Regions from separate parts of the Homo sapiens genome. Here region 1 is linked to region 2. Evidence: chromatin contacts called from ENCODE Hi-C data. All regions are on one chromosome and are shown on one strand. The core of a region is the stretch at or near the end of the contact, and the rest is flanking DNA. Distances in the headings are between cores, read along the strand shown.

Region 1 (3,214 bases), core at 247-2,746, 600 kb after region 2:
GTTCCAACAATAGGCTGTCTGCAAGCTGGAGGAGCAAGAAGAGCCAGTCCGAATCTTAAAACTGAAGAACTTGGAGTCTGATGTTCAAGTATTCCTGGAAGCATCCAGCACGAGAGAAAGATGTAGGTTGGGAAGCTAGGCCCATCTCCATTCTTGCTTTCTTATACACAAAATAAAAGAAAGTAAGCTCTGTGAATTGTTGATTGACTTGTATATCTCAAGTGTGAAGATTTATTTGATGAAAATGTTAAATATTTGTGAGTGTATAGCTTATGAGATGCAGCTATAATACGTTTAAACCAATGGAGTTTTATTGGCAGAGTAAACGTACACTTGCTTCTAATAATACTCACAATAAAAAATAAGGCCTGTCCCAAGTGCCTTAGCTATGGAGTAATCTGTATCAGTCAGAAAAACTTAACTCCACCCCCAGAAAAAGAGGTTAGCTACCTTCAGATTTGTCTCTGTTTATTTACTATGTAGACTCTAAATCCCATACTGGGGAGATTACCTGTGTTGTCAAGGTTTCCTTTCAAGAAACAACAAACTCTTCACAGGTCAGGTAGCACTTAAAGCTCATGAAATGGAGAATAAAGACAAAGTTGGCATTCTGGCATTCAGAAGGGAAAAGTCTTTAAAGAGTAAAAAACATTCCTATAGTTAGTTGTATAAGTGTACGGAACCATGGGGCATTGCATGACCCAATTTTGGGGCAATTCATGAGTAAGAAAGTGGAGAATTGACAAAGCGGTTAGAAAGGAGGCGTGTTCTACAACAAGACAAGATTACAGAGCCTTTTGGATAAATTAGGATTTCAGCTGGTGCCCCCAATTCACGTTTTTTTGTTTGGTTGGGTTTTTTGTTGTTGCTGTTTTTTGTTTTGTTTTGTTTTAGTAGAGATAGGGTTTCACCATGTTAGCCAGGATGGTTTCGATCTCCTGACCTCATGATCTGCCCACCTATGACTTCCCAAAGTGCTGGGATTACAGGCCTGAGCCACTGCTCCCGGCCTTCCAATTCACGTTTGGAAGAGGAAACTTGCAGATCGGAGTGACTCATTCTTCAAGTGTGTTCTTTAGGCAGGGCCTCCATCTAGTGGTTTGCCCTGGAAATTAACCCGCAGCCTTTATTAAATACACACTACTTCTTTTCACAAACTTTATGAAAATAGAAAATTAGAGCTCCCTCATGTAGCATGGCAGAGGAAAATTTCCCTCCTGAACTCATGAATTCTGTCCTTTCATTGCTTGCTAAGAAGTGCAGCATTCTTAACGTCTAGATTTTGTCATGCCCTCTCCATTCATGGAGTTTTCATACCCAGTGTATCTCTTTGCACATAGAAGAAAACTGTGATTTCTAACAACCAAAGAAACAAAACTGTGTGTGTCTATGTGTGTCTGTGTCTCTGTGTGTGTGTAGAGTGTGCTAAGAAAGAGCTCAGCTGTAGAATAGACAATAGCAATTGGTAAAGGTGTGGACATATCATAAGTATTAGTAAGAACAACAGGAGAATGGATGAATGTTAACTGGACAGTGAGATAAAAGCAGATGAACAAACTTGCAAGGGAGGAACAGCATGTCTCACCAGGAAGCAGAATGGGGCCAAAACAAGCTGAATCTCAGCTGGGACATACATAGTCACTGAATCAGTGACGTCAGATTTTCAGAGCTCTCCTGCTCCTATCTGTAACTTTGAACAAGTCCTTCTCCATGTGAGCTTCTGACATTTTATCACTGGATTTGTTTTTTTTTTTTTTTTTGGAAACGAAGTTTCACTCTTATTTCCCAGGCTGGAGTGCAATGGCATGATCTCGCCTCATTGCAACCTTCGCCTCCTCAGTTCAAGTGATTCTCCTGCCTCAGCCTCCTGAATAGCTGGGATTACAGGCACATGCCACCACACCCGGCTAATTTTCTGTACTTTTAGTAGAGACGGGATTTCACCATGTTGGCCAGGCTGGTCTCAAACTCCTGACCTCAGGTGACCACCCCCCTCGGCCTCCCAAAGTGCTGGGATTACAGGCGTGAGCCAGCGCACCTGACCTTATCACTGGATCTTAAAGCTGCTTTAGCCACATACCCCTTGGCAGGTCTGATAAGCAATATGGACCCTCTTCTCTCACTTACATTTAATTTTTTACACAATTTTTATGATTTAAGGACATCCCTGATTCCCAGTTTTACTATTTTGTAGAAAATAGGCCTGTGACAATTCTTAGCACTGGTGCAGTTTTTTCTTTTGTTTAATATTTCCTTATTTTCACTCTTAAACATTTTTCAGTCCCTTCTGTGTGTGCTCTCACATATTTTTCAGTGCCACTGACTCTGTTTTCCCCATCGTTGTTCATTTTTCCTTCTGTTTTCCGTTACTCATTTGTGTCATCTCTCTCCGTTTATGTGTTTTATTAGACATGTCGTCTTTCAGCCACACTAAGAGCAAACAGCCCACTTAAAGAAAATCTTTATGTCCCTCAAGACAGAATCAGAAAACATGACATGGGAAAGTAGATGAGTGATAGTGGGTAAGAAAGAAATTCTAAGAAGTCATGACAGTGAGAAATAAAGGAAGAAATGTACAGAAAGACACCAGATAAAGACCCTTCCAATTTAGGGCAGCACCTTTCAGCTTTTATGAATGTATGCCATATTTTCAAATGCTAGAAATCTTGGGAGCATATGTGAATGTGTGGAGGATTTTTTCCCCCAAAGATGCTCAGAACAATGACTCTCATCCCAGAGACTCTTGTTAAAATGCAACTTTGGCATTCTGCCCATCGAGAGATGGGTCTGTATCCCCTCCCCTTGAATCTGAGCAGTCTGTAACTCACTTGTAACAAATAGATTGCAGTGAAAGTAAATTCTAAAGTGAGGTCAGAAAGGGTGAGGGTCCCATGGAACACCTGCACTGGGGTCTTTGGTTCCCATGTGAGCACTCCAACTGCTCTGAGGCTGCCATGCTGTGAGGAAGCAAGCTAGTTTACATGAGGAGACGACATGGAGAAGCCCTGAGACTATCTGAAGAAGAGATATAAGTGAGAGATCTAGCTGTCCCCAGCTGCTCCATATCTCTACTGTTACAGCTGTAGCCACCAGCTCACTGAAACTTCATTAAAGACTCCAGAACCATCCAGCAGAGCCTTTCCCCAAATCACTAACCCACAGAAACCAAGAGAGATGATAAAACAATTGTTGTATTAAGCCAGTAAGTTCTGGA
Region 2 (3,140 bases), core at 357-2,856:
CATAAAGATGATAGAGACTTAGAAACATGGTTATCTTGTTTGGAGGCAGCATTTTCTCATCACTTTTGGCAAGAACCAAGTGTGTTAAGAGTTATTAGATGTATACACATATGTCTCTCTCCTAGCCTATGATTTTAGACATAAAACAGCCTAGGAATGCCAAAAAAATCCAGATACTTCTTCTTTCACTTGGACATATCTAATAACACACATTGGCATTATTTTAACACTGAAGACAAGAAATATCCACATATGGCAGAGTGATAAAGTAAGGAAGCCGTCCAAGGAAACACTACATCTAGGTTGCTTTTGTCATCATGCAGTAAATACATCTCTTCTTTTCTGAACAGAGAAAGGTACATTTAAGGACAGGGATGACTCACAAAGAATTCACTTAATAACATGTATAAGGAAGGTGGAAAAGTTAGCTTGCAAAGGAGAATATTGCCTTATGGAAGAATACAAGAAATACAACCCACTAGGATGAAATGTCTTTTATTTGTTCCTCTGACTAAGATAAAATGTAGCTACTTGTTTTATACTTTAAAAATAAGAGTTCCTCTTCCCTTATTGGATGGAAATCAACAGTCTATTTTACTATATATTTTTGAATTTAAATAGCTAATAATTTATTGATGGGTAGAATCAGATATAAGGGAGCAGATTTTTGCCAAAGGTACAAGCCAACCAATCTAGGATCATCTAGAAACAAAATCATCTGGACACATGATCTAGGGACTTCTCAATTCAGTTCCTTACAGAATCCATTACTGCTTGTGACAAAGAAAAATAAATTAAATTTTCCATATTATATTGAAAAGGCCATGTGTGTACATATAATTATTCCCTTTATAATTTCAGTGATATGTTTGCATGGAAAATAACTGGTCCTATCATATGATAAAAATTAATATTTAAGTACATTAATGTTTCCTTTCATGACTACTTTTATTTTAGTACTTAAAAGTATTGGAATTAGGATATTTTTGCAATTAAGTAATTTAGTGATATTTGCACACATTTAAATGCACTGACACTACATTATCAAACCCTGTGATGCTAGGAATTCTCATTTAAGGTGAAATAATTAGATAGAGGTCCTAAATTGTTTTTCATATAATTGAAAAATGACTCAACCCCTTGAAGTTAAGTCTTACTCATAATAATTTTCTCTTTAAAAAAAAACTTGTTTAACAAACATGTACTCAATACCCAGTATGAACCTCAGACTGTATACTGATTTGAGGTTACAACAGAAGTAGGAGAGAAGCTGTTCTTTTCAAGAAACTTCATGAAAAAAAAAAAGGAGTCTGTATAAGACTGTACATCAGATCATCTAGAACATTTGTTAAAAAAGCAGATTTCTGGACCCCGTATCCTGAAATTTAGAATCAATTGGTCAAGGGTGAGGCCTCAAACTCTCTATGTTAACAAGTTCCTCAGGTGACTCTAATTTCTAGGACCAAATTTTTTAAAAGATACGTGGAGAATAGTCTAATCAAGACTGCATTTTTTATGTAGCTTCTGCCCAGGTCCAGCAAATAAAATGGTTATTCAGGTTTTACCCTGCCCAAGAGGTAAGGAATGAGGAAGTGAAAGGGAGTGACCTTCAGCTTCAATTCTGACTCCCTGCCCTCCAAGTCTCCAGTAATAGCTCTGCATACATGGTTGAATCTGCCAAGGAGGCACCTTGTTCTCCTTATCCTGGAGAGACTTTAGTGGGATATAAGTGGCATTTTTCAGAGCCTTATGTTTTTCTGAACCTATAAAGCAACTTTAGAACAAGACCCAGCAGGTATCATGGAGAAAACATAGACTTTCAGCTTCCAACCTAATCAGATATATATCTCTTTAACAGTACCCACATTTTTTGATTTGTAGTCACACTCAGTTCTTCAAGAGAAATCAGGTGTCAAAGAAAATGGACAATTTGTACTTAAATCAAGCTTTTAGGCTAAGTTTGCTACCTTCTTTATATATTATGCCTAGTCATCTTAACAATGTTGAACAAGCCAGGCGCGGTGGCTCACACCAGTAATCCCAGCACTTTGGGAGGCCGAGGCGGGCGGATCACGAGCTCAGGAGATCGAGACCATCCTGGCTAAGACAGTGAAACCCTGTCTCTACTAAAAATACAAAAAATTAGCCGGGCGTGGTGGCGGGCGCCTGTAGTCCCAGCTACTCGGGAGGCTGAGGCAGGAGAATGGCGTGAACCCAGGAAACAGAGCTTACAGTGAGCCGAGATCACACCACTGCTCTCCAGCCTGGGCAACAGAGCGAGACTCTGTCTCAAAAAAAAAAAAAAAAAGTTGAACAAAATGCTTGCCATGGGTCCCTCTATTCATAAAGGCAAGCTGTTTTTCTAATAAAATAATTTAATGTATTACATATTTAATTATATGTGTAGGACAAGATTCTTTTTGCTTTTAGAAAAATCTGCTATGCTGCTTATGGAATTTTCTCAATATTTCATCTGGAGTTTCTTCAGTATAACAAGTGCTCTTGTCCTATTAGACAGAAGGCCAGTTATCACTTAATTCTTCTGTCAATCACCCATGATCTAAGCTTGAGCCATTCACAGTAAGCTTGACTCTTCCTTCATTCTTTTTCCCATTTTCATTCAGCAGCTCATATGTCAGCACCCTAAATAAAGCCCTGAACATCTCAAGCTATAACCACAGACCTCGAACTGTTCTTGTTGTCTCTATGATCTCCCACGTCATAATACATCCCATGTGTAATAGCTTGGTAAATCTAACACATGATTAAACACTGTCGTACTCTTCCTTAGAGCAAGTTCTGAAGTCTTCTCTAATGCTCCTTCTAGCTTTATCTCCCATTAGATGTATATAATCCCACATTACAAGAATATTACATGTACTCCAACTTTATCTCAGGAAGATGTTCCTAAACTATTAATGTTTAAATTTATTGACTTAAAATGCCTGAAAGATTTGTTAGCAAACCTAGTAAGAAAAAAAATGAGAAGCACTTTAAAGGAAAATACTACACAAACTATGATAAGTTCATGCAACACAATTGCTACTAAGGATGGCTTTTTATTTGCCACTTTTCTAAAAGCATGGTTATTTCTAGAGCGGGGAAGGGCCATTATTTCTTGGTGACCTTTAAATCCCCAT

The links. Hi-C counts contacts between places; a loop is a spot of excess contacts on that map. Pooled maps may share reads with other maps.
Region 1: a loop to region 2 is called in a map with no recorded cell type, with 3 times the contacts of the local background. The contact joins two enhancer-like sites. A Hi-C loop is called at or near these places in 1 of 168 maps with a recorded cell type or tissue (A673), 1 of 37 single-sample maps with no recorded cell type and 4 of 50 pooled maps.

What each region holds. Positions count from the first base shown.
Region 1 is chr11:27,157,880-27,161,093 of GRCh38, forward strand. The region is part of intron 2 of BBOX1-AS1 (BBOX1 antisense RNA 1); the gene reads right to left. Among named protein-coding and RNA genes, the nearest start is that of BBOX1-AS1, 59 kb to the right of the region's middle. Within about 2 kb of position 1,497, at least 2 of the 41 ENCODE cell types and tissues checked have a DNase peak (open chromatin) inside an H3K27ac peak, as active enhancers do.
Region 2 is chr11:26,555,170-26,558,309 of GRCh38, forward strand. The region is part of intron 13 of ANO3 (anoctamin 3); the gene reads left to right. Among named protein-coding and RNA genes, the nearest start is that of MUC15, 16 kb to the right of the region's middle. Within about 2 kb of position 1,607, at least 2 of the 41 ENCODE cell types and tissues checked have a DNase peak (open chromatin) inside an H3K27ac peak, as active enhancers do.